2 separate regions of the Homo sapiens genome follow, and region 2 is linked to region 1. The links are chromatin loops, found by intact Hi-C in ENCODE. Cell type or tissue: heart right ventricle. All regions are shown on one strand. Links, peaks and the distances in the headings refer to the core of each region. The heading gives the core; the rest is flanking DNA. Region 1 has its middle 78 kb from the start of MIR125B1. Region 2 overlaps MIR100HG (mir-100-let-7a-2-mir-125b-1 cluster host gene).

The links. Peaks named below come from ENCODE experiments on the same cell type or tissue, not always from the same donor. Only the 100,000 strongest peaks of a DNase experiment are listed, where the experiment ranks them.
Region 2: it touches region 1 in a loop (2.9-fold over the local background); 13 of 110 quality-filtered maps call a loop at or near these places.

Annotation. Positions count from the first base shown.
Region 1 is chr11:122,018,848-122,024,241 of GRCh38, reverse strand. No RefSeq gene overlaps it. Among named protein-coding and RNA genes, the nearest start is that of MIR125B1, 78 kb to the left of the region's middle. In heart right ventricle, for the core only: CTCF peaks have their summits at 398 (motif pointing left) and 3,124 (motif pointing left); no DNase peak of the experiment used is centred there.
Region 2 is chr11:122,084,769-122,090,162 of GRCh38, reverse strand. It overlaps MIR100HG (mir-100-let-7a-2-mir-125b-1 cluster host gene), which reads left to right. Exons shown (of 5, transcript NR_137179.1): 5 at 1-1,060. Among named protein-coding and RNA genes, the nearest start is that of MIR125B1, 12 kb to the left of the region's middle. In heart right ventricle, for the core only: no CTCF peak of the experiment used is centred there; no DNase peak of the experiment used is centred there; H3K27ac peaks cover 4,040 bases.

The DNA of each region.
Region 1 (5,394 bases), core at 259-5,258:
TTTCTAAAATTTTTAAAAATTTTTTCTAAAATTGTGGCAAAATATATATAACCTAAAATTTACCATTTTAACCATCTTTAAGTGTACAGGTCTGTAGCACTAAGTACATTCACAGTGTTGTGAAACCATCCATCTCCAGAACTATTTCATCTTGCAAAACTGAAACTCTGTACCGATTAAACACTCCCAATCACTCTCTCCTTCCAGTCTCTGGCAACCATCTTTCTGCTTTCGGTCTCTGTGAATTTGACTACTCTAGGTACCTCATATAAGTGGAATCATACAGTATTTGTCCTTTTGTGACTGGCTCATGCCACTTAGTATGTCTTTGACATTCATCCATGTTGTAACATGTATCAGAATTTCCTTTTTTCTTTTTTTTTCGAGACGGAGTCTCCCTCTGCTGTCCAGGCTGAAGTGCAGTGGCACAATCTCAGCAAACTGCAACCTCGGCCTCCCAAGGTCAAGTGATTCTCCTGCCTCAGCCTTCTGAGTAGCTGGGATTACAGGGGCCCGCCACCACGCCCTGCTAATTTTTGTATTTTCAGTAGAGATGGAGTTTCACCATGTTAGCGAGGCTGGTCTCAAACTCCTAACCTCAAGTGATCCACCAGCCTCAGCCTCCCAAAGTGCTGGGATCACAGGCAAAAGCCACCACACCCAGCCGAATTTCCTTCTTTTTAAAGGCTGAATAATATTCCATTACATATATATGCCACATTTTGTTCATCCATTGATGGACACACGGGTTGCTTCCCTCTGTTGGCTGTTGTGAATAATGCTGCTATGAACATGGGTGTATGCGTGTCTGTTTGAGCCCCTGCTTTCAATTCTTTTGGGTATATGCCCAGGAGCAGAATTGTTTTATCATATGGTAATTCTATTTGTAATTTTTTGAGGAAGCTTCATACTGCTTTTGGTAGCGTTTCTGTGGAACATATAAGGCCAGGAGGAGTGGCAGCCTAGCTGGGTAGATAGGCGCCAGATCCTAGACTTTGAGTTTTATTAGGGATGTGATTAGAAGACTTTGCAAGTTTATCCCTTGGACCAGTCCTCAGTGCATATAATTGTTTGTTGAATTGATTTTAATCTAGTACAACAATGATTTATGTTTCTTTCTTCTCAGACTTTGGCTCCTCCTGTTCTTTATTTTTGTTTTCTGTTTTTGTTTTTACCACTTCGTTCCAATCTGACAATAGCGGCTTTCCTTTTATTTTATTTTTACTAGAGATACATCTCAGATATAGAAGAACATAAATAACGCTGGGCCATGAGTTTAGACAAAAACAAAACAACAGAAAGTGAACCCCTCCAAGAAAATAATGAAGCTACCTACATAGGTTAGGCTCAGTTGCGCTTCCAAATGTGTTTTAAATTAAGTCATCTCAACCGTGACTACAAGTTCAAAATATTGAAAGCAACCTTATTGGAATTGGAACAAGGCATATTTGGTTTCCTCTGAAGGATTTTTTTTAAGTGTAGTTAATAGCAGAGCTCTGAAATGTAAAAATACAGGAAAAGAAAGCCCATATGCAAATTACTCTCCTAGTAAATGGCATTAAAACTCGCCATCTTTCAGAAGTTGTGATCGCTTGGTAAAATCTCACTTATATGAAAGTGCTTAGGTAGCAACTGCATTTGTGTGAGTAAGGCCAATCAAGTGGAAGTAAGCAGAAGAATTTGGAGCAATCTAAACAAATATTCAGAGTCCATAGACTCAGATAGGTTTTGCCTTTATTTTACTCGCAATACGTACAGGCAAACGTGGTTGCCTAGTTCCCCAAGAGGACAAAATGGAAGGAATAATTTACAAGCAAGCAAAAAGAGAGTTGGCTAAAATCAGGCAAAAGGGCTAAATCTGAAAAAAAAAAAAAAAATACTACTGAATTTATAAGGAGGGGATAGTAAAAACAGGAAAGGTACACAAACCCTGAAAGAAAACACTGCCACAGCATGCAGAGTATCCTTGAATTATTTGACCGGGAAATCGACGCTTTCCCATCTCAACAGCCTCCAGTGCATCTCCACAGGAAGGCGTAGCATCCAAATTGATGCTCATAATGATTTCTTCCATCATTATGGTTATACCTTAAACAGTTGGGCCACAAAGTAGTAAAAATGAACTACTCTGGGAAATTCACATCTGCAGAGATAACTGGATCTTATGATGCCAGTTAAATGAGGTATCAGATTACAGCATCTAATCTTAGCATCATTTTGTTTGTTTGTTTGTTTGTTTGAGTCTTGCTCTATTGCCCAGGCTGGAGCGCAGTGGCCTGATTTGGGCTTACTGCAACCTCCACCTCCCAGGTTCAAGTGATTCTTGTGCCTCAGCCTCCCAAGTAGCTGGGATTACAGGCACCTGCCACCAGACCCGACTAATCTTTGTACTTTTAATAGAGACGGGGTTTCACCATGTTGGCCAGGCTGGTCTCGAACTCCTGACCTCAAGTGATCATCCTGCCTTGGCCTCCCAAAATGCTGGGATTACAGGCGTGAGTCACTGCACACGGCCCTTAGCATAATTTTATGTTTAATTATAGTAGTAACAAAACTTTATAGTTAGAGAGTTTATATAGTTTTCCTACATACTAAATATGATCTTAGGAAAGACTCAGTTTCCTTATCTGTCAAATGATGATGATAATAAAAGTACATCCTAGATCTGTTGTGAGGAGAAAATGAGATGATGCATGGAAGGCACCCAGCATTTTACATAGCCTGTGTTTCCTAAACATTAGATAGCATACAGTGCCACTGTATGATCACCACCGTCACCTCTGCCACCACCACACTGTTGTCTAATACTGTTGATCTTTATGACAACACTGTACCTGGGCTCCTATCCTCGCTCTATCATTTATGATCTGTGTGACCTTGGGAAGTCAGAACTTCCTTCTGCTTCAGTTTTCTCATCTGGAGAATAAAGACAATGCTATATAATATCTACCTTATTCAGTTGCTAGAAGAATTAAGTGAGATAATAATAAAAAACATTTAAAATAGGGAGAAGCACAGGGCAAGCATTTAAGTAACATTAGCTATGCTTATTATTATTGTTATTATTCGGTATCATTTCTAAGGAAAGTAGTTCTCAAAGTGTGGAGTGGGGACCCCTGGTGGTCCCTTTTTTAGGCAGTCCATGAGGTGAAAACAATTTTCATAGTGATACTAAAATGAGTGCCTTTTTCACTTCCATTCTCTCAAGTATGAAGTGTTTACCTGAGGCTACATGAAGTACGATATCAGTACAGATTGAATGCAGTCTTAACTCTAGCTGCCTTCTGTTAAACACTAAAGAAATTTGCAGAAATGTGAAACAATGCTCCTCTCTAATATTTTTGCAAAATATAGTTATTTTTCCATAAAAATATATTTTATGTTAGTCTACGGTGGGTTTATTGTTATTTTTAAATGAATACATATTTTTAAATGTTCAGTTTTAATGTCTAATGTGGAAAATATCAACAGATACAATGTACATAAACAAAGGTTCTTTGGGGTCCTCACTAACTTTGTGAGTATAAAGGAATCCTGAGACAGAAAAGTTTGAGAATCACTGTCTTAGTTCATTAAGCCTCAGAGTTGTTGACTCCTCAAGGTAACTTGCTTGAGATTCAAATATAGGCAGAGCCAAATTTCACCCAAAGTTTCCTGATAAGGAAACCCAGTAGTCACTATAATACGCCATACCCCAAGAGTAACAGAGCTCCCCATACGGAGGAGGGCTCTATGGTCACCTCTACCTTTTAACAGTTTGGTACTATTACAGGGCTCTGTATTGGTAGGTATACTTAACAAGACTCTACCTTTAACATGGTATTCAAGGCTAATCAATGTTTTCCAGCATCTTGAGTTTTATTCCAAGTGGCCGATCATTGTTGTACCAAATTTACATGCAGTTTTTGCCTTGTGATTAAGAAGAAGGACCTAGTGTTAATACTCTTAAGTCCTGGTTTCAAAGCCAAAACTGATTCCCATCATAGGTTTTAAAATATCAAGCAAGAATTCTCAGCCATTTGTAAGCCACTTTAAATACAGTTTTCAGGAGTTCAAGAAGTAATCCCTGAAGGAACTGGGTCAAGTTCTTCCCAGTCCTGTGTTCCTGTACCACAGATGGCTAAATTTCAGCCTTAAGAAAATACTTTGGGATACAAGAGCATACTTAAAGGAAGAAAATAAACAGAAACAGTCTTGCACAAACCTGACATATGAGGTCTCTCTTTGAATAAGCATTTGATACTTGACACTTGAGTATATGCCACTGAAACAAATTGGTTTTAAGTATGTAACATTCTGATTTAGGGTTCTCATCATTATCTTGGTAAAAAATTGACACCTGCTACATTGTCTTAAGACTTTTGTCTCAGAGGCTTCAGATTTTTACATATATATAAGCACATATATACTATGCATTTGCTTGGGTTGAATTGAAATCTCCAGTAGTAATTTGAAGAGTTTGACTTATGGGGCAATGGCACAGGTTTACATGCATTATGCAAAATTTTCTGCTAAATGCAATGGGCTTTTGGAAATTAAATTGGTTTATTTCAATCCATGCTTGTTTGACATAAATGTCACATGTATGCTAAATAACTATGTCTTTCTTCTAGTTCTGCTCCAATATTAATCCTTAAAATATTATCTCAGATAAGCTATGACTACACAATGCCAAATATCCATCTTGAAATAATAAAACTTGCTTTTATTATCCTGACATTCCCAAATCTGATATTTGACAAGATAGAGTTAAGTAACCTGATACTGTAGAAAAACAGAACTAAGCAAAGAAATGAAAATCATTTTGATCCAACCACATAGTATCACAGAACTAAATAATTTTACTCCAATATTTTGCTAAATTTAATCATTTCAACTAAATGTTATCAGATCAGTTTGTGTGTGGAGCACTGACCATTTTACTATTGAGATAATGTGAGAGGAAGATAGGGGAAACAAGCATGAAATATATGGGGCAAAGAAGATTAAACCCTCCTTTACGGAGGGGTCTGGGCAGAGCTTGCTGTCCAGCAATGAGCAGGGACTCAACGAAGGAGGCTGCCTCTGTGGTGCCTTCATTCCAGCAAGCACTGTGGATTTGGAAGAGAGGCAGCCAAGGTAGAAGATTGTATTAGGCAGGGTTCTCTTAAAGGGACAGAATTAATAGGAGAGATATATATTATATATATATAGGAGAGATATATATTATATATATATAGGAGATCTATATATTATATAGGAGATCTATATATTATATATATATAGGAGATCTATATATATGAGATATGTATATCCAGATATATATATATCTTTATTTAGTTTATTAAGTATATAATAGTTTATTAAGTATATATATAGTTAATATAAGTATATCTATACCTAATATAAGTGTAT
Region 2 (5,394 bases), core at 208-5,207, 66 kb before region 1:
TAAAAAAGGGGGAGGTTTAAGTCACTTGTTGCAATGCCCTTTTTAATAGAGGCAATAAATCTAAAGGCCATAAATTTAGAGTGACTTACAGAAGATCGAACTTTGGAGTGTGGCAGAGTAAGGGATGGAAACCGGGCCCTCCAGTTCACTATCAGTAGCTTTTGCACTGGTCTGCCCTTCCTAAATTAAGTATGCACTTCAATTTGATGAGTGGAAACAGTCTATCTGGGCAGTAACCAGGGAGCTTTGTGCCTAGTAGATTGCTTCTGTTCTGCACTTCTTTGGTTTCCCACCTCAATGTAAAAAATAGCTAGCAATGAAGTCCAGAAGTTGTCAATGGTTCATCCCCAGAAGAATGCATAATGTCCAAAGTTGTATGTGTATGATGTCTTCAATGGTATTAAGTTATTTCAAATTCTTAGTTCACCTACATAAATCATTTCTAACAAGCATCTTCTTAACCAACTTTATGCACAGTGTATGTTTGTAAGTGCTTCTGCACGAATGTTTATACATGACTGTTTCCATAGTACTTATGTTTTTAAAAATATTCAGTCATTTCCTACTATAATCCTCATGTATCCATGTAACTGACTCAAAAATACTTCAGCCACAGAAAGCTAAAACTGAGCAAATCTCATTCTTCTTTTCCATCCCCTTTGCATGTGGCTGGCATTTAGTAATGATTAATAATATGGCCAGCTGAATAACAGAGGTTTGAGACACAATTCTTTCTCAAAGGAGTCAGCTAAGCTGGGTCTACTTATGGACAAACATCTAAATGTGTGGAAGTATCTGATATTTGACAATGGTAAATTTCCACTTAGCTAGCTAGCATTGTCAGACTTCAATCTCCTCATGGCTCTGGCCGTCCTGTTTTAAGCATGATAATTGTTGGCCACATCTCACATAGTTCTCATTGAGTGAGTTCATAAATAAACAGGGTTTTTTTTTTTTTTTAAAGAGCAGCCAAGCACAAAGTGTGACTTTGTTGACATTTTATGTGACTTTGTCATATGTTCCTAACCCCCAATAAAAGCAATGTTGCATCAACTGTGAATTTGTGTTGATTTCTTGAAAAAGCATGCTCTTATAATTTATTTGTTTTCACTAGTGTATATCAAAGTTAGTTTCAAGATCCACGAGGAACAAGTCAGCTAATGTGATAGGAAAATTTAAATGTGGAGACAACTTCTAAAGGATCCCATGTTACCTTTAAATAAAAGGTACTGTCATCTACCAAGTCAGAAACCAAGGTCTGGTCCTTGTCTCTTCCATCTCCGCCAGCCATGGTCAATCACTCAGGTAATCTTTTGATTTTTTTTCTCTTTCCATTGTTCAAATATGTCTACTTCTCTCCATCTATGCTACTGCATTAAAGAACAACACTCATTTCTCACCTGGACTACAGCACCATGCCTCCAGTTTTCCTCTCCACACTGCCAAGGGGCAGCCGGGGAAATCTCTCTAAACCACGAATATGATTGTATTATTCCATGGCTTCAAACTCTTCACTGGCTTCCCATTGCCCTTGAGATATCGTGACACCTAAAGCCCTTCATGCCCTGATCCTGGCTCCAACAGTCCTCTCTGGACTCATCAACTCTTCAGCCCCTCTGTGATTCTAGGCTCGTGCCATCCACCTGCCTTTTCTTAATGTTCCCTCTATCTTCTGGGCTTTCTCACACACTTCAGCTTCTACCTAGTACTTTCTCCACTACACCTTCCAAACTCCATCCCTCATCCTTCACATCCCATCCTAGAAGTCATTTTCTCTGGAAAGTTTTCACCCCAACCTCTACCAGCGCTAAGACTAGCTTCCCCACCTAGGCGCTTTCATGTCATTCTGAGCTTACCTCGTATTAGCATTTATCTTCCAGTGTTGTGCTCATATTTGAATATGAGATTCTAGAGCTGCACCATTCAACAAGGTAGCCACTCATCATATGTGGCTATTTCAATTTCAATTAATTAATATTAAGTAAAAGTAAAAATTTAGTTCCTCAGTTGCATTGCTCACATCGCAAGTTCTCAATAGCCACATGCAACTGGTGGCCACTCTGTTGAACAGCACAGATATAGAACACATCTATCACTGAGAAACTTCCATTGGATAGTGCCACTCCAGAAGATAAATGCTATGTTTTGCTTGTTATTTTATCCTCCAGACTTGCAGCCCTTTCTTAACTGGGGTTTGCTATGTGAACCACAGAGAACAAAGATATGATTTGAATGCTATTTCCTCAATTCTCCCAAGAATGATATATTAAAAATACAATTTTACATGCAAAGGAAGGAAAATAATTCATCACGGGTAAAGACGCTCAGAGCATTAGGGTTCAATTCTAGCATAAAACCCTGGTCAGGAAAGTCTACGATAGCCTACCACAATGCTTGGCATCAAAAGTACTTCGTAAGTGTCCGCTGAATGAATATCACACCTGGACACATAAAGACAATTAGTTTTCTTAATTTTTACCTAGATGTGTAAAGTCATGTAGGAGACATGTCTTTAGCTTCCAAAGGGCCCCTTCTCTAGAGAATGTGATAGACAATTTTTTAAAATTTCATCCTAAGGATAGGTGAATTGTATTGCAGCAAAATATTACCTATTATTTCACTTTCTTTTGACGTTATACAGACCAAAAAAAGAAGAGAATTGAGCTCTTATTAAGTGAATGAGATGAACATAAAAATGATTAAAGTAGATACAGCCATCTACTTTGATATGCCCTATATCTTTTAGTAATTGGCCAAAGTTTCCTAAAAATATTAACTATTTACTGAGCACCTACTACGTGCTGGGCACTTTGTTCAGGTTTGAGGATACAGGAAGGAACAAGATGGACACAATTCTCACACTCATAATAGATAACATTAATATGATTATTTCAGTTCCTTACTGCACTGTATCCAAAGCATGAGTTTTAAACCCTGGCTGTATATCGTAACCACCTGGGGAGTTTTGAAAATACTGATACCTGGGACAGATTCTGACTTAGTTGGTGTGAGTGTGGCCTAGGAATTTGAATTTTCTAAAGCTCCGCTGGAGATTGGAATGTGCAGGCAAAGTTGAGAACTGTTGACTTACGGGAACATAATCTTAGACTCAGCTCAGAAAATCGAGAGTTTTTGGTATCAATAATTGATAGCATATTAGAAGGAAAACCATCTGTTTAACACAGTTTTGTTTATTCCTCAGAATATAAACTGATACTTAACAGTTACTGAGTTGTCCAGGTCAAACAGCCAGGTCATGATTGAGATAAGACCTGACCCCCAGGTTTCTGATTTTAACACAACACTCTTCCTGCTACACTAACTATCTCAGGGAAATGGAAAATATAATTATTTTCAAATCAAGAGACAACCAATATCCACTGTAGTCATAATTTTTAACAGCAAAATTGAATTTGGACCAATTTGAATCCCATATACTCAAATAATTCTGCTAATCTGCTAATCAAACGTGAAAATGCAGCTCCTTTAAAAATATCCATATATATATGTATATATATATGTATACATATACATATACATATATATACACATATATATGCCCATAACGAGGGTACAGAGGATGCTCATTTCTCCAGGAATCCTGAGCACATTTTTACAAATTCAAAAATCAATATACATATATTAAACTCCACTAGAAGGATATTTTGCCTTTAAACTTGAATAACTCAATAGCAGAAATGGTAGTGGGAAGGCAAAATTAAAAATTGCATTGTGCTCCCACATTATCTGTCCCCACCCAACTTATTATATTCCATTCCATTCCATTTCACATTTCACAGTACAGGTAAAATTGACACTCTGTCCCCATGAGAAAAGTTCATATTAAAAAATAACCACTATAAAAAATAGTTACTTCTCACAGTTACCACCATGCATCGCTTTTAGATTCTACTCATAGATCAAGAGAATCCTGGAACTCTGTCGTCAAATCTGCTCTTCTTCATCCATGTAAAAACCACATAGTGAAAATGTGCCGTTCCATATTTTAAAGGCATCAAAATAAAACTAATGTCCACATGCTTCCTTCAAAATGGATTTCAGTGTTTGAGATTCCACACAGTTGGGAAATTCTTATTTCTATTCCAAATCCCTCACGCTGTAGTTTAATCCCATTTTCTCTTGTTCCCTGTGGAGAGAAAGAACAGCCGGCCTCCATTCTTTTAAACTCAATCCCTTCATGTCCTTAAAGACAACTACCTCCCAGCCTTCTCTTCTCTGGAATAAATAAGAACAGTTCCTATCAGGAAAACGTCTCTCTTGGATTGTGCATATTCCCTGCCATATCACAGATATTCATGCTCATCACATAATGCTCATAGCTAAAACAAGCCAAGGCCAAGAGCAAAAACAAGCAAATGTATCATTGTTTTCATGAATGAAGTTACAGAACCAATAATAGACACTGAATAAATAGTTGAAAATGATGATCTTCCAATAATTGTGTGCCAAAATTATCATAATTTCTTTTACAAGTATTGGCAATGTGTTGCTTTTAGAGAGGTGAATTAAAAATTAAATGATTAGGTTTCAATTTCTTTTATGCAAGTTCTCCCCATGCCCTGCAATGGAATATTCCATTCAGCATTCCACAGCAGGAACCACCATTGCTTTGACAAAAATAGATACAGTATTGGAACATTCAGTCAATGGAGTAATCCAATTGTCTGAACATTCTTTTCTGCTTTGTCATTTACATTTTAATAAATCCCAGAATATGTCAAGCTGTATCCAGTCGTACCAAGTGTAGCTAACCACATGCAGTTACCAGATGCAATGAGGGAATCATAACATGCAACTCCTACAATGAATCAACATTTGGTTTGTGTATATTTTTAGGCTCCTACATTTTAAATAGGGATACTTTTAAAAATGAAAAATAGATATTTTGAAAAATCTGTTAGTATATTGTATATTCAGCTTTTACAAAGGAAGTTGTGGGCAAAGGGTGCACTATTTAATTGATCTAGGAATTCTGGCATCTGCTAACCTCAAGGAAAACACTATATATAGATAACAACAATGTGGAATGTCAAATTATTATTTTATGCGTATTTCTCTGCCAGTTTACTCTCTCTTCATTTAGGAGACTCAGATAAATATATATATAATATACATGATATATCATGTATATTATATATATATATATATATATATTTTTTTTTTTTTTAGACTGAGTCTTGCTCTGTCGCCCAGGCTGGAGTGCAGTGGCATGATCTTGGCTGACTGCAACCTTTGCCTCCTGGGTTCAAGCGATTCTTCTGCCTCAGCCTCCCAAGTAGCTGGGACTACAGGTGTGAGCCACTGCACCCAGCCTCAATTTTTGTATTTTTAGCACAGACAGGGTTTCACCATATTGACCAGGCTGGTCTCGAA